Linked DNA regions of Homo sapiens: regions 2 and 3 are each linked to region 1. A link is a loop called in an ENCODE intact Hi-C map of the cell type or tissue named here. Cell type or tissue: PC-3. All regions are shown on one strand. Each heading gives the region's core, and the rest is flanking DNA. Links, peaks and the distances in the headings are about the cores only.

Region 1 (7,593 bases), core at 1,777-6,776:
AAACATTTCTTATACCAAAATTATGGTAAGACAATGTTCAAGACACTGAGGGCAACTTTAGCCTTGCCTTTCAAAGAGTAGAGTTTCATCTAAAGTAAGTAGGACATCACATTTCAATTCGTACTATTAAAAACTTGCATTACACAATGAAATTGATTACCCTATGAATCACTCTGCTTTACAAGAGGCTGAACTAGCATACAGTTAATAACACAAGCTAGCCCACTGAACATTTCTCCAATAGTCACACGATAATCCAGTCCAGCATGGATGGCCTTTGACCAGTACTTTTAGACTCTACTGCTATTCTAATTGGCCCTACTTCCTCACGACGATCACATAAGGAATTGTTTCAAGAGGGTGAAAATATAAACTAAAATTATAATCTGTTTCATCATCCTTCAGTATCATTACTGATGCTGAAATTGTATTTTGTCCAAAAGACCTATTATCTTTACAAGCTTTTCCATTTATGAAAATATATGCATGATAAACTCTGTTAGTGGCCAATAAACAAGCTTACCACCTCCATTACTACCCACTGGAAAGAGATGGTTTTTAACTACAGATTCTGCTTAAATTTGGCAATGCAATGAAATTGTTTCTTCCAAATCATTTTCAGCTATTTTAAGACTTCTCTTCTAATATGATACAAATTATAGGCAAATCAAAACTGTCAAGACAACTAAAGGCATTTAGCTTTTGGAACTTAGATTCCTTCCACACACTCTCAAGTGTCTCAAAGCCTAAAGGAAACAAAACAGAGCAAATAGTACATACAGAAATAAATTTCCAACAAACTAATAGTGCCCCAACCTAAGTTTATCTAAATACCTCTTTAATCTGAAAGAAGACGCTAGATTTAATATTTAAAGCAAACCAAGAAATCAGAGCATTTGCATCTTGGATACATTTCCTAGCCCCTCTCCAGTTGCTCTATCAAACCTTTTAATATCGCATAGATGCCCTTAAATGATGACGCCAGATAGGACTTACAGAAGGAAAGCATAACTTCAGAGAGGAGGAACAAATATTCAGTCCTTATCTTTGACTTCTTCTTATTTAGTGAAGGGGCTTGCCTCCTGTACTAGCAGTAAGTTGCGGCGTTAGAGTGCAAATGCACAGCTCCAAGCCCACTTCCAGTGCTCAACTGATAGCTCGGATCCAAGCCTCAACATGCTTTCTGGAAATGCAGGCAGCTCAACTGAAAACCTAACTGAGGTTTCTACCGTGGCACAAAACTGACCTGCACAAATATTTGACATCTCCGAGACCTCTAAAGGTTTCAAATAATATGCATTTTGTGCTAGGCTGCTCCTAGCTAGACAGAGCACTGAGATGATATAGAGAAGTGTTCTCAGCTGCTCAACCACACTGCTCACTAGACAATGTTTTCCTTTTCCGCCTCAGAACAAGAAAAACCAGCAAATACTGAATGAAATGCTCATATTGACTAAGCTTTCACAGCATCAATTGTATAGAAACTTTGTTTCACATTCCATTAAGTTAGCTCATGACTTCCCACGCTGCACTATTTCTCCTTCACCTAGCTAAAAGAGCCAACTTCATTCAGGCAAATCAAGGCAAAGTTTACCCCCCCGCCCCCTCCACATGTCCCTGTCTCTTTTCTTTTCCAACTTAAACTCATCCACGGCTAAATTAACAGCCCCAGTTGTGGCACAAAGGAAGCTTTGAAGGCTGCACCGGCTTGGTCCTCCAGTTGCCAACTGGAGGTAGGTTTAATGTAACATATTCTTGCTGCTTAAAGAATTTTTTAAGGGCTTGTCTGCACGGATGAAGAGCCGGACACCCCCAGAATTACATCATCAGAGTGAACACTCACCAAAATACATTATGTTTCTCATTAATCAGACAGCTGGAATCCCACCGCGGTGTCTTCAGCATCAGCTCTCACCCAAGGCTGGCACGTAGAGCAGAGCCCTTTCATGCTACATTCGGTGGAAATGTCCCCGGCGTGGAGAGCAGTGAGCGCCGAGAGCGTGCCTCCTCCGCGGGATGAGCGCCTTGCAGGCTGCCTTTCCAGGGCTAAGATCCCCGGCGGCTGGAGAGTGCGCTCGGGCTGCCTGCTGCACTGCCCATCCTTACTGTAATCCGACTCCTCCTTGCGATGTCCTTGCCGCGCCTGTGACATCAGGACTGAGAGTACTACAAGCAGACCCCTCCACCCCACCCCACCCCACCCTGGGTTAGCAGCCGCTCCACGAGGTGCTCCGACTGCCTGCCTGGACCAACCATGGCTCTCGGGAAGCTTTGACGAGCCCAGAGACTTGGGAAGGGGCGGAGTGAGGGGCGCGGGAGGCTCTCTTAAAGCGAGAAGAGTGTCGGGATCCACACAGGAACACACAGGAGAAATTCACCACTGTGCAGGAGGGACGTGGTTAAGGCGAGTTCTGCCATTAACGTGTAATTAGACAACACTTTTACCCCGCCCCTCCTGTGAATGCCACCATTCTCTCCAAAATTTAACCTCCTCTACCAAGTTAAAACGGCAGTACGAAGAGGGATGGTGCCGTGCTTGCATTCTCTTTGCTGTGGGCTTGAGGGTTTGTTGTTATTTTTTGTGATGTTTATATATAAGAGGAATAAAAGGAACGCCAGGGACCACTGCTAGGGTAATAGAGGTTCACACTTAGAAGTGATCACATCCCAGAAAGCTAGTACTTGGTGAAGTGTAATTTTTTATTTCTTGAGTGTTCCCTGAGCTATTATGTTGATAGAAAGATGTGAAGAAAAATAACTGGTGATAAAAGTCACCTCTCAGTTGCCCAGGACCAAATTTGCTGCCTCCCTTAGTAGGCAGGTAGAAAGCACACTGAGGCTGAAATGATCTTTGACCTCCTGAAACGGAGAGACGATTAGCCTGAAAGGCAACCAACATTGTGCCATAGTTAGAGTCCAGTCACCAATATAATATAGCCACACACACACACACCCACCCCCCTCCCCCCCCCACCACACACACACACAACGCTCTCATTAAATTTGAGATGAACGGTCAAGAAAGGCAAAGCTTAGCAAAGCCTCTGGCTCCTCCAATGGTATAATGAATTGCAGTCCTTATCTTACATAGAAAAGGATATTAGAAAGAAATCCCTGAAAGCTGTGCTGATTAATACTTAAATGCACAGCATGGAAAAAATAAACTCATACAGCAAGTTCCGTTTCCTAAGGACTCATCACTTTGGGAACCAATTTACGTACTGGAACATTTGAACTTATAAATTTCTATAGACATTTATGAAATTAAGAACCAAATATAAACAAAGAACTGTAGTCTATGGAAGAATGCAATTGATATATTTTTAATCTGGGCTTTTATAAAAGTGTGATAGCAAAGATTTCTACATTTTGATATTAAAATATTCTATAGCATTTCCTTACGCGATTCTATATCTCTTGGTGGATTTAATGTGCATAGAAACTAGGGGGCTGAAGCTCATAATAACGGCTTTCTGTGCAATCTTGCATAAAAGCTTAACTGTATTCTACCTCTGTGAAGAGTGCAATGAACAATATCCTCTCTCACGCTAGATTATAAAGAATTTGGTGAGTGAAAGTAGGTAAGCAAATATAAATCAGAAACATCACAGTGAATCTTAAGATAAATCTAGGGCTGTTCTTTTAGAAATACTCTTAATTTAAAGCCACCAGAGGAAAATTTACATAGTAAAGGATATTAACTTTTTTACTCCCTTTTAAAAATTAAAATAAAAACAATGTTACGGGAAAGTATTGAAGAAAATGCGTAAATGTTTTTTCCTTTTGGACAAATGGAAATTGTCCAAAAGTACAATTAGTAGTTCTTCCCTCAGGCAAAAGAACCATCTGTGGTAGAGCTTATTCATGAAGCCTGTAAGCTGCCTTGACCTCCTACATGTGCTAGGGGGCACTGTAGTTTAATGTTAGTGCTTTGGGTCCATTTGAGTTCCTGTAGTTGGAAGATGCAAGCATTGAGAGTTGAGTTTCAAATAGGAGATTTGAAACATTAAAGGACTACCTTAATCATTAATAACACGCTTGCATTTGCATGACATTTTACAGTTAAAAGGCACTTTCACATGTCATCTTTATTACTAACAAATTGAGATATAGAAAGGTGGATATTACAGATGTCACAAATGAAGAACCTGAGGCTCAGAGATGTTAAGCAACTTTCTTAATGATGTGATGAGTAAGAAACAGTTGTCTTACTATTTGTTTGTTGAATTTATATTACAGTTCTCCAACAGGTTTCCTTCTTCAAATAAATGTGCTATTTATAATGGCTCAGGTAAAAGTCACCCCCAATAAAACAATGTCACTGCATGTTCTAGAAACAAATATATCTATATGGTCACAAATACATCAGCAGGGAGCATCTGGTAATAGAACATGCCAATCTTTGCCTGGTAGTATACCCCAAAAAACAGCATGTAGCCTTTGAAAGAATATGGCATTCCAGAAACAATTGAGTGTAATATCTATACAATGTAATTCTGTTCAAACAGAAAAGGAAGATGCCCTTTTAAATTAAAGATATGTGCCCCTCTTCCCTGCAATTAAGGCTTATCTGGAATGTAGAAGCTTAAGATACAAAGTTGTTTATCTCTGGATGGAAAACAAGTGATGTTTGTTTTAATTGTATACTTTTTCCTGTTTTACATAAAACTATTTTATTTATTTGTATACATTTATTAAAAAATGCAACTTTGGTGGTTGTTGTTGTTGTTGTTGTTGTTGTGTGTGTGTGTGTGTGTATTTGCGTTTTGTACTTTGAGCAACATCTCCCTAATACTCTCACCCTGCAGCTCTGGTAACCATTTTATTCCTGTTTCTATAGAGTTTGACCTTTTTACACTCTACATATAAGTGAAATCATTGGGTATTTGTTTTTATGTACCTGGCTTATTTCACTTAAGACAACAATGTCCTCCAGGTTTATCCATATTGTCACAAATGAGAGGATCTTCCTCTTTTAAAAGGTTGAATAGTATTCCATTATGTATATATGCGACATCTTTGTTATCCATTCATCCACTAGTGGAAACCTTGCTTGATTCCTGTGAGTAATACTGCAATGAACATGGTAGTACACACATTTCTTCAACATATTATTTTTTTTAATTTTGAAGCATAATAATTTCCAAATGAAACCACAGCTGATCTTGGCTAGATAGAGGATTGTGAACATGCCAGCTGTGCCTGAGAGATGCTTTCATATGTCATCTCAAGGGAGCGACTTAGCAGCTTCTAGGGAAGAATCTGGTTCACACCCTGACCTTTACCTGTCTCTAAGAATCTGTGAGAACCTAGGAGCTTCTGAAGGTGAATTAAGTCAGTTCATCTGGGGTCAGCTGTAGCACCAACCTGCTTGCCAGATAAAATTATACCTAGCACTATTAAAACAAAGGATGCCTTCAAACCACTTACATATTTTGTATTAAAATATCATGGTTGGGTGAAAATTTTTTCTGTGTTCTAAGATCCGGGTAGCTGCCTGCCTTGACTCCTCATCTCATTCAAATATTGCTCAAAGGTTTATCAGTGTACTAATTCACTGTCTTTTTTTTTTCCAGTTTTAAAATGCCTTTGTCCCTCCCCTGACATTTCTTAACCTCCTTTCCTCCCTTATTTTTCTCCATGGCAACTATCATCATCTGACACACTATTTTAGACGTCTGTTTATTTTTGATTTCTCCTCACTGGAATATAATCTCAGTGAGGGCAGGGATTTTATCTGTTCAATGCTATATCTACAGTTCTTAGAAAGGTACCTGCTACTTGTCATTATACAATAAATATTTGTGAATGAGGGAATGAATGAATGAGCATCCTAAGTACAGCTGTATTGTGTGTAAGACATCATACTTTTCTATGTGCCTGAAGTCAGTTCTTTGAGGTTGGTTGTGTTTTGTGCAAAGTGTTCACACAAATTGAATTTGTCCATGCTTAGCAGCAGCTGCTCTTAAATTCCATTCAGTACAGATGCCAGATGGTACTGCAGGCCACAGTTTGTGAGTGTGTTTGTCCTTTCAAATTCTCATAGCTGCATGGAGCAGAGACTTAGATTCAGCATGAGTTAGCATAGCTCAGTTGTGTCTTCCATTGCCTCGCCCTTGGCTTTAGTTTAGTCCACCTTTATCTTTTATCTATATTGTAGCAATAAAATTGTATCCAGTGTTCCTGATTTCAGACTTGCCCATGTCCAATTCATTCTCCATATTAGATCCATTATCATCTTTAAAAATGGTATGATCATGCCACTCCTTTGCTCAGTATTCTTCACTGTTTCCGTATTTTATCCACCAAGGTCGTTAAGGTTTTCGACAACCAAGTCCCTATTCGCTTCTCCATTTGTAAATACTTTGTCCTTCACACTCTTCACTGTGTGAAACCTAAAGTATGGCTATAATTCACCTGAAGACTACATTCCCTTTCACCTGCTCTCTCTACTGAAGCAATCTGTAATCAATCTTTGGGTGTCTGTTTAAATATTATGTCTTCTGAGAACATTTTTCTCACCAAAAGACTAAATGAGGTGTTGTTTGTATTCTTTTTCACATAGCACACTGTACTAATTCCTACTATAGCATTTAAACTTAGTGTGGGAATTTGCCTTTACTTGTATGTAACCCAAATGAAAGAGGATTTTCTTTTTTAACTCCATGACCTCATACAAATCCATCGTTTAATGAACAAATTCATTATTTATCTATGAATTCATTCAACATTTTTGAATAAATTTAACATCTTATGAATGCCTATCATGTGCCAGGCATTACTCCAGGTGCTGGATGAAGAACGCTGCAGAAAGTGCAAAGGATAAATGGGGAATACACCTTATGAGTGCCAGGAAGAACAACAAGGCCAATATGCTAGAGTAGAGTAGATCTTAAAAAGCAAACCAAGAGTTGACTTCAAATAGGTAAGATGGAGCCAAATTCAGTAGAACTTTTTAGGCCATTAGAAATACTTTGACTTTTATTATGACTTACATGATATAACTTTGGAGCAACGTGATTTGACATGCTTCAACAAGTTCACTATGACTGACGTATGAAGAATTGACTAAAGCGAGCAAGGACAGATGTAAGGTGACGGGTTAGGAAGCCTTTGTAGTAATCCAGGAAAGAGAACATGGCTTGGACCAGGGAAGAAACAGTGGCGGTAGAAAAAGTGGTCAGATTCTCTACATGTACCAAAATGGGTCCACAGAATTCTCTGGTAGGTTAGATAAGCAATTTAAGATTTTTTTTAAAGTAGTGGAGTATTCACAATTTGAGGACTGAGCAAATGGAAGGACAGAATTTCCACTAATTCAGGAAAAAACTTTGAGAGAACTTGCTTTAGGGGAGGTTAGAAGGTGGTCAGTGTAGGGGCATGTCTGGTTTGTCATTCTTATTATATCCAAGTAGAAATGTTTCATAGTAGTTTGGCTATATGGGTCTGGAGCTCAAAGGAGATGTTTGGGATTCATATTTAAATTTGGAAGTCATGATTTTATAAATGATAATAAAATCCATGAGATCAGATAGTATCTTTTAGGAAGTATAGATTGAAAAAGGAGAAGAGGGTTAACACTAAACACTGAGT
Region 2 (7,593 bases), core at 1,747-6,746, 110 kb before region 1:
ATCTCTGACCTAGAATCTCATATCTTCTGCCAGCATCTATAAAACTTGGGAGACTAACTCATTAGCTTGCCATTACTGTAAAGTCTCAGACCATGTGCTGTTTCTGGCATATCTCAATCAAGAAGTACATTGGTTTTGTACATAGAAAGCTACTTTAGTTATGCTTTATTTAAGCCTTTATCTACATCTTGTAATACTCAGGTTTCTGGAAGACCTATAGTGAAATATAAGCTTGTACTGGAATTTGACAAGGAATGTCGAAATGGCAATAACATGTGAACCCTTTATCTAGAGAAATTTCCTCAGTAGCTGAAGCATACACACATATGCATTGGTAAGAAACCACAAAGAAATGGAAACTCTGATACAGAGTATAAAAAGCAGTTTTTAAAATTCACCAGATAGATCTACATATACGCATACATATTTTAACATCAAAAAGAGCAACTCTAATTTGTTATGTAATCCGACTCCCAATCTGACTTATCTAGAATTTCAGAACCTAGGGAGCAACCAATTATAATTTTTCAAATTGTTCAAGAACAACTAAGATAAAAAGCATATAGAAATATACACTGATCACTTCCACATGCCCTGTATCTCTTCCCTGCTTTATTTTTTTTCCAGAGCAGTAAGCATCTTCTGGAATACTTTATATATCACTTGCTTATTTATTTATTATGTGACTCCCTCCACTAAAATGCAGGCGGCATGAAAGCAAGAATGTTTGTGTTTTCTAGATCCCCAGAGCTTTGGCAGCATATGATACATAGTAAGTATCCAATAAATGTTTGTTGAATGAATTGACAAATACATTACATAAATAAATAAAGCTAATATAATTTTTAACAAAATTGGAAAATTACTTAAAATGCAATTTTATATAATGCTTGAATTTATCATGAGCTCTTCTTTATGTCATTAAATATTCTTTCAAACCATTATTTTTTATGACAATATAAAATACAATTTTACTGATCTATCATAATTTGAAGATTCCCTCATTGGTAGACACTTGGCTTTTGTCCAGCATTTTGATATTGTAAATTAGCCTGCCTTATACCACCATGAATATTAATATTTGACCATCCTAACACTGCCTATGCATGATAGTCTCATTTTAATGAAATTCTCTATATTGTTCACATAAAAACCAATTGTGTTATAAACATGCCCTGCTTTAAGCAATTTTGATTAAAGTCTAATTATATATAATAGTTATAGATTTTTTATTTTAAAAATGTTCACCATGTGAGTCTGCTGAAGAGAAATTCCTTTACCATACTATTGTAGTCCAGAAAAAAGAAAATTGAGACCAAACATTTCAGACATAGTTTTATTATATAAGAAACAATCCAAAGACACTTTTAGGGTTTTAAATGATCTTTCTGGATTATTCTTCTTTTCCAGCACTTTAAGCTTTTAAAAATTTAAATTGTTAGCCTTAAATTATTTTCAATTTTAAAATCAGAATGCTTTCTTTCTTTCTTTCTTTAAAGTTTTCACTTATTCTTTTCTTTTCCAAGTCTTTGAGAAATAAAGAAGCCTGGACTCCACTCTGTGCTGTGAGAGCTTCACAGATCTAGAACTGGTCCTCTCAAGCTTTCTAATTCACATGTTATACTGCCATTAACATGGTGGAAATTGGGCCTTGTTCTTTGGTTCCCTGGCTTTTTTCCACTTTTTGATTGAGCCATGATAGTGACTAAAGAAAAGTGTGAAAATACATCCCGTTCCACACAAACCATGTTCTTAAGGTCTATCGCCAAATAATGGAAAAATCTGAGTCACCACGCTAGAAACTCAGATGCTTACTGTTATGGACTGAAGTTTGTCTGCCCCAGATTCGTATGATGAAGCCCTAACTTCCAGTGTTATGGTACTAAGAGGTGAGACCTTTGGGAGGTAATTAGGTTTAGAGGCAATCAGGAGGGTGGAGCCCCCATGACAAGATTAGTGCCCTTATAAGGACAAAGATACTAGAGAATCCTCTCTCCTGTGAGAATACAATGAGAAGATGATCATCTACAAGCCAGGAGGAAGTCCCTTGCCAAACACAGAATCTGCTGGCACCTTAACCTTAGGCTTTTAAGCCTCCAGAACTGTGATAAATGTCTGGTGTTTAAACCGCCCATTCTATGGTATTTTGTTATAGAAGCCAGAGCTGACTAAGACTATTTTCCAAATTTATTATAATTTTTCTAGGCACTGAGAAGCACAATGTCTGCTGAAGGTGAAAGTACCTCTAGCGACAGGGAGCTACCAATTCACTAACTATAACAATGACCTAGAATGTTTTGTGAATGTATTCTTTCGTGTTTGTGACTGCACATGTGAGAACCCACAGCTTTGCCTACTCAGAGGTATATGAAGGAGTGGGATGGTATGAAAATGGTCACTGTTAGAGTCTAAATGCCCTAAGTCACCAAATCAGAACACATATTCATAACCAAGACTGTCTGGATGCCCACCTTTATGTAGTAGAATGTCCCAAATTCTCAGCAATATCGTAAAGGCTGGAAGTAGAGTTATGGTTTTCCTGACGTGTTCTTGCTGTAACTATTTCCTCACAAGTTCCTGTGGTGAGCATCCTTCTCATTAGTCCACTTTCATCAACACTGGAAATCACTCCCTACCTTCCATTTTCCTAGTGCTCTTGGGTTTAGTTGAGTGTTAAGGAGTACCTAGAGCAAATTTTAATATGAGGAATGAAGTACAGTACCAGACAAGTTGGTGAAGAGGAATAGGAGGAGGAGAAGGAAAAGAGAGGGAGTGAGCAGAGGAGGGGGAGGTGAGAGGTATGTGGGGGAGTAAACCAATGAGGAAGAAAAATTATTATTTATTATTATTATTGTCTCATCACTGGGAATTTCAAAGGTTATATTCCTCTATTGTCTGGTCCCCTTGCTGTGTAACTCAGGCTGCTTTTTCTTGTTATACCATTATTACATCTCTCCGTTCTCTCTATTAACACATATCACCAACTCTCTATGACTGGACAATGTAAAATTTTTATCATTTTACTATGCAGAACAAGTCAGCTTTTTTTTTTTTTTTTTTTTTAATATAGAGATGGGGTTTTGCCATGTTGCCCAGATTGATCTTGAACTCCTGAACTCAAGTGATCTGCCTGCCTTGGCCTCCCAAAGTGCTGTTGATACAGGAGAGACAAAGAAATTATTTAGACAGATAGTGAGTGTAAAAGAGTCCTTGGTGGACCTTCCCTTTTAACAAAAAGCAGCCCCAAATCATTTCTTTTCTAACTAAGGGCATTCTAAAATATCAAGCTGCACACATAAATAGGCAAGCTGGAAGCTTGCATGGGGGAATGCCAGCAGCTGCGCCAATAGAAAAGGACTACCTGAAGGCAAGGCATGTCCAACATTGAGGCTCCTTCTTCCCTTTTCTTTGTCACCACGTGTACAGTAAAGAAACAGGCAACATGGCACTGGCCAGGCAGAAAACTCATCTGCATAATAAAAGATTAGGTTGTGGTGGCCAGATTTTCACACCCTATGCAAATGGCACACCTAGCCTTAACCAGTGTTTTGCGCTTTATGCAAATGACACACCTAGTCCAACCAGTCTTTTGTGCTATATGTAAATCAGACACTGCTTCCTCAAACTCATCCAAAAAACGCTTTGCATTCCATCGCAGAACTGGCAACCCATTTCTCCAAGACCCCTTTCTCTGCAGCAGAGAAAGCCCTTCTCTTTATTTAGCCTATTAAACCTTCCCTCTTAACCTCACTCTTTGTGTGTCCAAGTCCTTGATTTCCTTGGCATGAGACAAAAAACCTCGAGTATCACCCCAGTTAAACACTGCCACTTCACTGGGATTACAGGTGTGAGCCACCACACCCAGCCTCAGCTCTCCTTTTAGGCAATGTCCTTCCATAGCATGACATAACGTATCTTTTATAGGCCAAGATGCTCCTTGAAGTATTTTCACCCTACCTAGATTCAGTCAGCAACATTCACTAATTAAGAGAAAGCAGAGACTTCTGAGTATATACTTAACAGTATCGAAAGTGGTGACTCAGACATATATTTGCACACAAATGTTTATAAAAGGATTATTCACAACAGTCAAAAAAGCATAAATGGCCCAAATGGATGAATGGACGAACAAAATGTGGTTTATACTGTGCATACAATGGAATATTATTAAGTCTTTAAAATGAAAGAAATTTTGACACAGGCCACAAAATGGGTGAACCTTGAGGACATTATACTAAGTAAACCAGACACAAAAGGACAAACACTGTATAACTCCATTTATACCTCATACCTACAGTAGTCAAATTCATTGAGATGAAAAGAAGAATGATGGTTGCCAGGGTCTCGGGAGAGGGAGAAATGATGAATGCAGAATTTCAATTTTGGAAGATGAAAAATTTCTGAAGACAGATGGCGGTGACGAATGCACAATGTAAATATACTTACACTTAAAATGGTACATTTAAAAATGGTTAAAATGGTAAAGTTTATAGTATATCTATTTTATCACCAAAAAAAGAAAGCAGAAAAAAATGTATTTTAAAAAGCCAATGTTTTGAATTGTAAGACCTGGGCAATTGAGCCACAGTGTATAAAACCTCCATCATAAAAAGACAGATTGAGAGAAATGCATGCTCATGTAAGAGCTAATTTTCTCAGTTCAAAGGAAAACACCAATCCTTGGGGTGAAGAAGAGAGGAAAGAGAGGAGAAGGTAAAAAGCTAGCATTGGTTGTTAAATAAGAAGGTGAGTAGCAGAATGACAGGATAGCCATGTGATTTTTGGAGAAAATAGGCAAAAGGAAACTTGTTCCAGCTGTATCCTCCATCTTCACTCTACCCTAACACCAGGAAGGACTGGTGAAACAGCAAATACCCAGAGTTTCCTTGTGTTCACCATAGTTCAAAAGAAAAACATATGTCTGCATGAGAGGTAGGGGAGATCTAAGCAAATGAGTCTGAGTCAATCTCACAGAATCCCAGAATGCTCCTGTGACAGGGAGTTCAGTAAAATGAATTCTCATGCACCTCAGAGTAGCATTGACACTATTATTGCCTTAGAGATCCCTTTCAGTGTTCCAGATATTTAGAGTGTCATGGGAGGAATGACTGAATATATTTCAAAACACTTAATGATGTGTAGAAATGGCTGAAAGTGAGGTGATCCGCCGAGACCCTGTGGTTTAGAACTGTGGTGTCCAATGCTAGCCACATGATGCTAGTGGCTTCCCATTTGAACAGTACTGATACAAGACATTTCCAAAACTGCAGAAAGTTCTATTGTACAGTGCTGGTTTAGAACAAAGGGCAACAATAGCAACTTATGTGGCTGGACAACCAAGAATAATGTGGGATAGACTCTGAGTGCATCCCAGCTCTTGCCAGTACAAACAGAAAAGGACAAAGAACAGGATGTCTCCTGCCCCTTGACATTTTTAAAGCACCCAAGATTTAGGTATAGTAACTCTTCATTGAATGTTGTCAATGAGTTGTTGGAAATTGCAACTTTAAGCAGAACAACAGGCAGCAAACTAATTTTACTACAGGCTAATTTATATAAACAAGTTATGTTTCTATGGCATATTTCTGATTACAAAAACATCACCAAACTTCTACATAAAGACCAAAACATTTCTGATATTCAACATTAAAATAAATGTGAGCTATATACACATTTAAGAAAGATTAATGAAAGCAAGATAATTATTTACCCAGTTATTCCAGCTCAGGGTCACAGGTGGCCAGAGACTCTCCCCATAGCTCAGGGTGCAAGGCAGAAGCCCACCTTGCATAGGACACCATTCCATCACAGAATGCAGGTTCACACACAGTCACACTCACTCACACTGAGACAAGGTAGGCATGCCAGTTAACCTCACGTGAACTTCTTTGGGATGTGGGAGGAAACCAGAGTACCCAGAGAAAACACACGCAGACATGGGAGAAATGCAAACTCCACACAGTGGCCCTGGCCAAGAAATGACATTTTTTCTCTTCAATTTTATAGCAAGATAATGTTGAAGTAAATGATGCCATTTGAGTACCTGCTGTATATTCCAGGAAAGACTGAACACAATTAAAATTGTATCTTTACAATACATACAACGGAGGCTCAAAATAATAGACATTAAGTTCGGTTTGAAGAAAAAAAAGTAAATTTCCTGCATATGTACCTCCTGGATTAAAATTTATACTACATCACACAGGAATCACACTTGTCTGAGATGAAACAAGCCACATTATTGTGTAAAAGTGACTGCAACAACTTTTTTAAAATAAAAATTGTGTTCCAATCAGCACCTAGATGAAATGCCCAGCACAGTGCCTAGTTTATCTGCCTAGTTAATAGATGACACTCAAAACTGATTGCTTTTCTGATTACACGAAATAAAAGTACTATCTGAGAAGAAGCAAAATTCCCATGTCTACAAACAGGAAAGCTAACTTGGATAATAAGTGTGCAATGAGAGCCAAATGACCTTGAAGGCTTCTAAATCAGAAAACTCAGTATATGTTTGATGCAACGGTCCCTGAGAAAGTTTTATGATTTCAAAATCATATACTATATCAGGTTATTTTGCCCACTGGCAGTACCGGAATTGGCAAAGCTGTACTTTCAAATTCACACTAATCAGTTAACAGTTGTTGAAATCAAATTGCAGCCAAGGTTGTTAGAGTCACTGATAAAATAAACAGTTGTTGAGAGGGGGTGGCACAAGGCAGTGAGATCACACTAGCAGCTGGGACTCAGGGTGGGAAGATGCCTGGGAAGTCAGAAGGCAGTTAAGACCTCCACAACCTACACATTTGCAGACACTAGTTTAAGCTACTGACTCCTTTAGTCTTGAACTCTCCTAAAGGTGGGGGATCTTAACTGCATTTGCAATTACCAGAAAAGGTAAATAAATGGTAAACCGCTGAATCCACTGGCAATCCAAATTGCGAGATTTAAAGCTGGGCTGGGAATTTGAGAAAAATAGAGTTGGTAAATTAGCTACTTGGTACAACTTCTACAGATGTTTTTTTGTGAGCTCTGAGTTTCTGGAAAAGCTAAAGTTCCCTGCAGTCTCCACCTACTTCCAAAGCAGTCACCATGGCTCGCTGTCAGCCAAGTTTCCTGCCAACAGTCCCTGTGTGGGGGAAGGAAAGAATCAAAGAAGGACAACTGGACAAAGGTAGTATGACTTCATCCAACTAGATATTTTTTCTCCCTCATTACTAAGTCACAGTTCTGGGTCTTTTTTCAGTTGACCTTTTCTAGGTCCATGTTCAGCATTATGTATAGAGAAAAACTGTACATTTTCACCAGGAATGGTTTGTACTTGGTTATTTTAAAATTCAATATAGATGAGTTTCAAATTTGTCTTCTACCTCAAAATGCAGCAAATTCCAAGAATGGAGTTTAAATGAGCATTGTGTAAAAAGCTCATTCAAAGAAGCTCGGTCCTCATTTACAGGGAATGAGAAAATACCTAAAAAGAATGTGGAGGCTGAGGCCAAAGTGTCAGATAAGTTTTTTTTAAAGAAAGAAAACCTCAGGGAAATTTTTAAAAACTATTTTTCATTTTAAAAGTTAAGGAAGGGAGATGTATAA
Region 3 (7,593 bases), core at 1,747-6,746, 270 kb before region 1:
TCCACATAGAAGTTGCAAAAATAGTATAGAGAGAATTTCTGTGTAGTATTCATCTAGATTCCTGCAATGACAACAGCAACCAAAACAAAATTACCAAAACCAGAAAATTGACATTAGACAGTATTATTAAAAACTAGAGATTATATTCACATTTTACCAGCTTTAACATGTAATCTTGTTTAAATATACATTTCTATGAAATTTTATCACATGTGTAGATTCTTGTAATCATCATCATGATCAGGAATAGACTGCTATATTGCTCCAAAAAATAGTTATTTGTACTACCCCATTAAAGTCATAGCTTACCTCCAACCCTAAATCCTGGGAACTATGCTATGTCTTCAATGTAATTTGGAGAATGTCACATAAGTGGAATAGTAAAAGATGGATCACTTTGAGATTGGTTTTGTTCACTCACCATAATGTCCTTGAGATCTATCCAAATTATACATATCAATAGTTTATTCCTCTTTACTGCTGAGTGGTATCCCACTGTATCTCTGTATCACAGTTTGTTAATCCACTTGCCCAATGAAAGACAGGTTGTTTCTACTGTATGTGAGGATTAACAGAACTGTTATAAATGTCTGGAGTAAATACCCAGCAGTAAGATTGCTGGGTCATATGGCAAGTATATGTTTACTTTTACAAGAAAATGCCAAATTCTTTCTCACCAGCAATGTATAAAACTCCCTGATGCTCTACATCCTTATCAGAACTTAGCATTGATGGGATTTGTTATTTATTTTACACATTCTAATAGGTGTGTAGAGGTATCTTATAATGTGCTGATTTGCATTTCCCTGATAGCTAATAATGTGGAATATCTTTTTATGTGCTTTTCATTGTACCATCTGTGCATTATTTGACAAAATGTCTGCTCATGGCTTTCGTCTATTTTCTAAGTGGATTATTTGTTTTCTTGCTGTCAAGTTTAAAGTACTTTTTATATATTCTAGATATAACATCTTTTCCAGATATGTGAATTAAAAAATTTTCTCCTGGACTAATATTTCTTTTTTGCAGACCATAAGTTTTTAATTTTGATGAAATCCAATTTATCTTTTTTTTTCTCTTACGGATCATGCTATTGGCATCATTCTTTGTCAGTCAGGGTCCAATCAAAAAAGAGAAACTGGCATCGTAATTTGGACAGGGGAAATTTAATGTTAACTGTAACAAGGGATTGCTTAATGACGATTGTATAGTAAGAAATAAAGACATCTCCAAATAATATATGAATAGCAGATATAAGGAGCAGTCATGCCTACCTAGGGCTGAAATAATGTGCTTAGAGAAAAGAGCTCACCCTTCCCAGGGCTGAGCTCTAGACCTTGTTGGACACGGTTTGACCGTGGCTCACTGAATGGTAGAGAGGTTGCCATGAGGCATCACAGGTGGAACTTGCTAACCCTCTAGGGTGCCAGTAGAAGTGGTTCATAGGAAAATGTCTCACTAGAGGCACAATGTTACAAAACTGCTTTAGGGGTGTGTTGAGAGAGGCCACTAGTCTGTGGGCATTTCTGGACACCATGCACTGCACAAGCTGGGCATCTTTCGAAGAAGCTATCTGCACCGCAGGAGTCTGGTCAGTGAACATCCAAGACCAAGAAGACAGACCTCTTCCTCCTGCGATGTCTCTCCAGTGCCCCCTGCTGACAAAGGTTAACATCATGCCAGCTTATAAAGAAGGATATGTAAAGGGTCTAGATCCATTGTCACAAGATGGGAATGGTCAAGAGTGTCCTGCCCTGCAGTTTTACCAGTGCCCTTTGGAGGGGGGACTGCCTCTGCTTGCATTAGTGCTGAGCACAAATAGCAGGACTCTTTGATCCAGATTCTGAAGTGTCAGGGAGGAGAGGGAGAGGTGTGGTAGGTTTGAGATGCTCTCCTGGAATACAGTGGGTATAATCAAAAGAGTCCCATCCTACAAGGCTGTCTCTTCCAAGTTTAGAATATGACTGAAAAGAGCAGACTTGTCTTGGGACTATTTTGTCTGAACCCATTGGTACTTCTAGCTTGCAGACTGCTCCTGTGCCCAGACCGGCATATATAGGAGGCAAACAAAACAAAATAAAGGAAACAAACCAAAAATGGGGAACTTATCACTGAGTCATCCTGTAAGTCTTGAGGCTGCTAGACAGTCCTACCTCTCTCCCTACTTCTCTTTCTTCAAAGTCTCCTAATGCTTGGCTTATGTGTTCTGTCCAGACTTTATATTCATAATTAATGCAGGAGAAATAAGGTGAAATGAGTTTACTCCATTTTCTTTTGAACCAGAAACTTTCCATGTCCTAAGTTTAAACTGAATTATTTGCTAGAAACACGTCAAGGTTTATTTCACATGTACGTGTTTCTGAGCCACAGTGTTACATGATCAGCTGGCTCAGGAAGATGCCTTCTAAAAAAATGCTTATCCTGATCCACAGGCTCACTTACTTGATAAAGCTGGAGATGGGTCCTAATGCAAACATTAGAGAGACACTTATGTTATTATGAAGGGCAAGCTCTACTAAATACTGGAGCCGACTTGAGAAGACAACTTGAATTGTCCTAAACTGCCAGCTGGTGGTGGCAAATGCCCATTAGGCATCATTGATTCTTACCTTTCTGGCACATCAAGGGACCTGGAATGCCTTGGCACTCTTTTCTGCTATACCATCATTTCTGCTCTTGCTAGGTTAGCTATCATCTTCCTCTATGTTTTTTTAATATAGATAACATCTCTTTGATTCCTCCTTTCACCATTTTTCCCATCTGTGAGGATTACAGAGAAGTGGGATATTCCACCTCTGCCTCAAAATTCTAATTCACATTAATAATAATGATCATAATAAATAGTAACAGTAACTTTCTATCATTTCAGAACACCTACTATGTGGCAGGCCTTATGTTAGAGGCCTTAATTGCATTATTGATCATCCTCCCTATGATTTGTTACTTGACAGATGAAGAAAATTAAATGGTACAGCTGAGATTAGAAACCTAATGTCTGAGTCCAAATCTCATCTTCTTTTCCCAAAAAAAAACCCTTTATCTGAATCCCACTACCACCATCACCACATCTGTACCACCCCTTTTGCCTGTACTTTTAGGCACACCTCACAGTATTTACATTTCAGTTTTCTCTACTAAGCAAGACTGAAAGCTCCTTGATAGCAATGAATTATCTTAAAACACCTACCTAACACAGGATCCTGTGTTAGGATTGGGTCACCAGCTGATGATTTTTATAGCTGCCAATTTAGAAGTTGGCCGTCTCTGAAAACTGGCTTAGCAGAGAGATTGAAACAATTTATCTAGAGAGTCACAAATTCAGCCGATGACCAGCTGAGTGGAAGTGATGCTCAGTGAATAATGAGGCTAATCTGACTGATGATCAAGATTGAGTCATGCATGCATATGAGCACCCAACTTGAAATGAGGTATCACTGTACGCATTAATTTATAACTACATATGAAGAAAAGGAGCCAAGTCTCATAAACCCAAGTGCTGGCCTTTCAAACACACACATTTCATTCAGAGACTCAAATTTGACAATGATACCTGATAAAGGCTCACATCAGTCATATCACAGCCTCCATCCTGATTACAAAGTGCATACTGTCCATTTCTCTGAATAGGATGCCATGTTATCAAAAGATGATAAATGTGCTTGCAAACAGGTAGGGCTAAAAAAATGCTTGCAATATTTCTTTGTGGTTTTGCAACAACAAACATCTTGACTGAATTTCCTATCTGCTGGGAAGTAAAAAGCAAAAGGCTTTAATGATCAGGAAAGTTCAAATGTAAAATATAAAAATGAAAGAATCTGGGCATTGGGACAGACATTAGGTCACATCTAGTACGACCACAATCCAGAGCTGGAAGTTGCTCCAAAATATTCCTAGCAACCAATCACATAGCCTGTATTAGAATTCCTCCAAAGTCAGGAAAATATCTAGAGTGCTCTATTTGATAGAATGTTTATTTGTTCATTGATTCACTCATATATTTGTATGATGACTATTCATATCATACTTTTTTTTAAACTGGCTAGGACCATGCAAAGCATTAGGAAAATAGCTATGAACAAGATACATATTCTTGAAGAACTTCTATTCTACTGGAAGTGGCAGACAATGGCAAAACCGAAAAATAAATGATTTACAAATGTAATGCAGGGTCCCACATGTGGTATCAAAAGCAAGTTCTTATTTATATTGAATCTAATAAGTTCCTCTGTATTTTTCACTGATTAGCTCTGCTATATACTTTCACGCCATTAGAATAAGGCTTTTCATTCCTCTACACTGTAACACACCAGATATTTTAGGACAACTCGCACTTTACCCTCAAGCTTTCCAGGAAAAATGCCTCCAGTGTTTTTTCTAACTCTTTAACATTCCATAAAATATTGTGGCCTTTCATTTGCTACTCTGATCCTACATTGTAGTGGGTTTTTTTTCTAAATGCAGTTCACAATTAGTTACTTTTGCTTATTATCACATTTGTTAGAATTAATTATATGGCCCCAATATAAATGTTAGAGGGGCTCAAACATGTAGGGGAATAATAGATATTTGGTAAGCACTGTCTCTACTTCAAATTACAAATCTTATCTAACATCATGATGGTAGGTCTAATAACACTATAATCTTCCTCATTGTCAATCCTATGTATTTACTGATGCTTCCAAATGCAATCACACACCATATAATATACTCATGCATAACATTAATATAGTCATAAAATGGAGAAAATTTGATTGAGGAATGAGAATCAAACATACTTGCTGAAAATATAATACACATAGCTAGATCACAACCTTCCCTAACAGAAGCAACATGCTTAGCACTCAGGATCAGTCCTCTGAAGCTGGATTTGCTGACGTCACATCTTGGTTCCAGCTAAATCTCTATCAGATGTGTAACTTTGGGCAAGTACCTAACTTCTGTGTTCCTTTGTATTATATCTTTATTCACAACATGAAATTAAAAATCTTTGTTGAACTTTTGCTAGAATTTAATGAATCAATTCATGTAAAACATCAGAATGCCTAACTTGTACTATGTGCTACAAATGTGTAAGCTATTGTTACTATTATAAGAATGTGCAATGCAAATGAAATTTCTTTAGTTGTTAAAATCAAGCCAGTTTTCCTCAAGAGCTTCCACAATGCTATATTGGAAGAGGATGGGTGGACGTATTTGAAAATTGAACTTACATATTTACATCGTCACACTCTTTCCTGGTTGAATAGTCCCTTTTGGATATATTTTTTTTTAACTATTTGAAACAGGGATAAAATTATATGTCTCGTTCCTTTCTTGTGCTTGATCTACCTCTTCCTTTTCCCTGCCATGTACTTCAATGAGGATTACAATTGTTGATAAGATTTCTTCTAATCTTGCAGTAAAGGCAAAAATGGAAACACAACTCTTATCAGGAAAAGGAGGAAGCATGCCAGGGTTTTAAATTGAATCTAATAAGCTACACACAGACACACAGACACACACACACACACACATACACTTGGGTAAAGCCTTCATTAAATTACCATACACCACAGAGATTCTAAATAACTGTATATGTGACTTTCATAATGCTAATGTTGAACTATCAGTTGAGGTGCCCAAAAGCATGCCAGTTCCACCAGAAGCTAATATTAATTTAGCTTTTCTAGTGGCCACATGTGTCTACATCTCTGGAGTAGAATCTTTTACTACTCTCTCATGAAAGCAAAATTCTTAATACTGTTCTAGTGAATTTGACTCTCTCTGTGAGAAACCATGTGTATCCTCCCAATCATCCTGAATCTCAGCTTTCTGTCCATCCATTGTAATAGCTCTGTAGAAACAGGATAGAAATGGCATTAAAAAAATGGCAACTGGAAGAGACTTAGGCCCACTGGTCAGTTTGCTACTTTAGTCTTGGCTATTTTTTTCTTAGGCCAGAGTTTTTAAAGCATGAATAAATCTAGTCAGTTTCAGCTCTCTGGAAGGAAAGTTTCAGCATTTATTTGTTTAACTTTCCAAAGCAGTCCAAAAGCATTACCTGAAGGTAGAACTTAGAATTGGATTTCTAGTCCCAGAGGATACCATTGTTGCCGCTAGAGTCAGTCTAAAGCCCTAGCAGGTAACGAGCACATTTGCAGTTAGAGTCTATTAATAAACTGATGAAAGCTCACTGGTTAACAGCCGAAGAATGCCATTTAATGCTCTCTTTTGCTTTTAATGGACTGAAACCTGTTAAAATGCTGCTAAATAATAAGGCAAATTTTTCTGGCAGTTGATAGACTAACAGAAACACACACACACTAAGTAGAGGGAATGATTCCAATAAGCTCTGCACCAAAAGCAGCTGCAACGTAGCAAAGTTAGAGTCTACACGGTCCAGGAAGCCCCAAAGAAAGACTGGAGATAGAACTCAAGATGTTCCATTCAGATAGAACTTCTATGATTACATTATCAACTTTCCTGGGGCTATTAAATCAGTGGAGCAAAAAATAGGCACATTTGGTCCATAGACAGAGAAAGCTGGGTATAGCAAAGAGAGGATTTAAATGGCACAGCAGATGTCTCAGGGCTCTCGTATCAGGTGCATGCTCTAAAGGGCTCTTCTGAGGGCTCTAATGCAGAAAATGGCTTATTGAGCACAAAAATGAAAGAAGTTAGGGGATAGAGTTTTAAAGACTTTCCTCATTCTTTAACTTCCCAGATGGGTTATTTCTATCTATTTTTAGACATGTGATGTCAAACCAACCAATTGATGCAGTCATTTCAGTGAGATTTTGGCTTTTGTGACACCTGTCTGGATTCAACTTCACTTATCAACACTAGTGTTTTTCCAGCTAGAGGCATTCATTTATCTGCCTCATATCTGCCCCATCCTGTGCTACAGGTTGCCCTTGATGGGCAATGGGTTATGGACCTCTAGAAGTCTAGGAAGTTCCTGGTTCCAGACCTCCAGCACATTGTGAAGCTCCTGGTTGGGTCAGAATGTGGCCTAATATGAAGGGCATACCAATCTTCTGGTTATGGAGACCTCTTTCTGACTTCCTTCTTTGTCTGGACCTGAACACAACCTTCTTCTGACCACTTGAGAGGCTACCATTCATCCTTTACATAAGTTCCTAAAATTCTTTTGCTTCAAACACATGGCTCTGGTTTGAAGCAAACACATAGCTTAAACCTTATATAAATCTGAATTTAGCCTCTGCTTTCCTTAGCTATCATTATCAACATGTCTTTCCTATTGTCCCAGTTTTTCCTTTGCTCTCCAACTCTTGTTGTCCTGACTCATCTCTTTTGTATTTTTTATATTTTTATTTATTTATACTTTTAGAGCTGAGGTGTCTAACTCTGCCACTAAGGCTGGATTGCAGTGGTGCAATCATAGCTCACTGCAGCCACAAACTCCTAGGCTCAAGAAATCCTCCTACCTCAGCCTCCTGAGTAGTTGGGGCAACAGGTGTGTGTCACCACGTCTGGCTCTTCTTTTGCTCTTGCTGTTATTCCAATCCAAAAAAAAATTTTCAAATAAAAAATATCATGATGCTAGGTTTAATTCCCACCTCACGTGCTCTTCTTACAATACAATGTGACTGT

What was found. Hi-C counts contacts between places; a loop is a spot of excess contacts. Peaks named below come from ENCODE experiments on the same cell type or tissue, not always from the same donor. Only the 100,000 strongest peaks of a DNase experiment are listed, where the experiment ranks them.
Region 2: a loop joins it to region 1, with 5 times the contacts of the local background. A loop is called at or near these places in 7 of 110 quality-filtered maps.
Region 3: a loop joins it to region 1, with 6 times the contacts of the local background. A loop is called at or near these places in 4 of 110 quality-filtered maps.

Annotation. Positions count from the first base shown.
Region 1 is chr3:21,749,052-21,756,644 of GRCh38, forward strand. ZNF385D (zinc finger protein 385D) reads right to left here and starts at 2,159. Exons shown (of 8, transcript NM_024697.3): 1 at 1,844-2,159. The coding sequence starts at 1,865. In PC-3, for the core only: CTCF peaks have their summits at 3,092, 3,912 and 4,118; DNase peaks (open chromatin) are centred at 2,190 and 3,890; H3K4me3 peaks cover 1,918 bases; H3K27ac peaks cover 1,950 bases.
Region 2 is chr3:21,638,591-21,646,183 of GRCh38, forward strand. The region is part of intron 2 of ZNF385D (zinc finger protein 385D); the gene reads right to left. Among named protein-coding and RNA genes, the nearest start is that of ZNF385D-AS1, 100 kb to the left of the region's middle. In PC-3, for the core only: no CTCF peak of the experiment used is centred there; a DNase peak (open chromatin) is centred at 4,071; H3K27ac peaks cover 1,653 bases.
Region 3 is chr3:21,482,853-21,490,445 of GRCh38, forward strand. The region is part of intron 4 of ZNF385D (zinc finger protein 385D); the gene reads right to left. Among named protein-coding and RNA genes, the nearest start is that of ZNF385D-AS1, 56 kb to the right of the region's middle. In PC-3, for the core only: a CTCF peak has its summit at 1,868; no DNase peak of the experiment used is centred there; H3K27ac peaks cover 314 bases.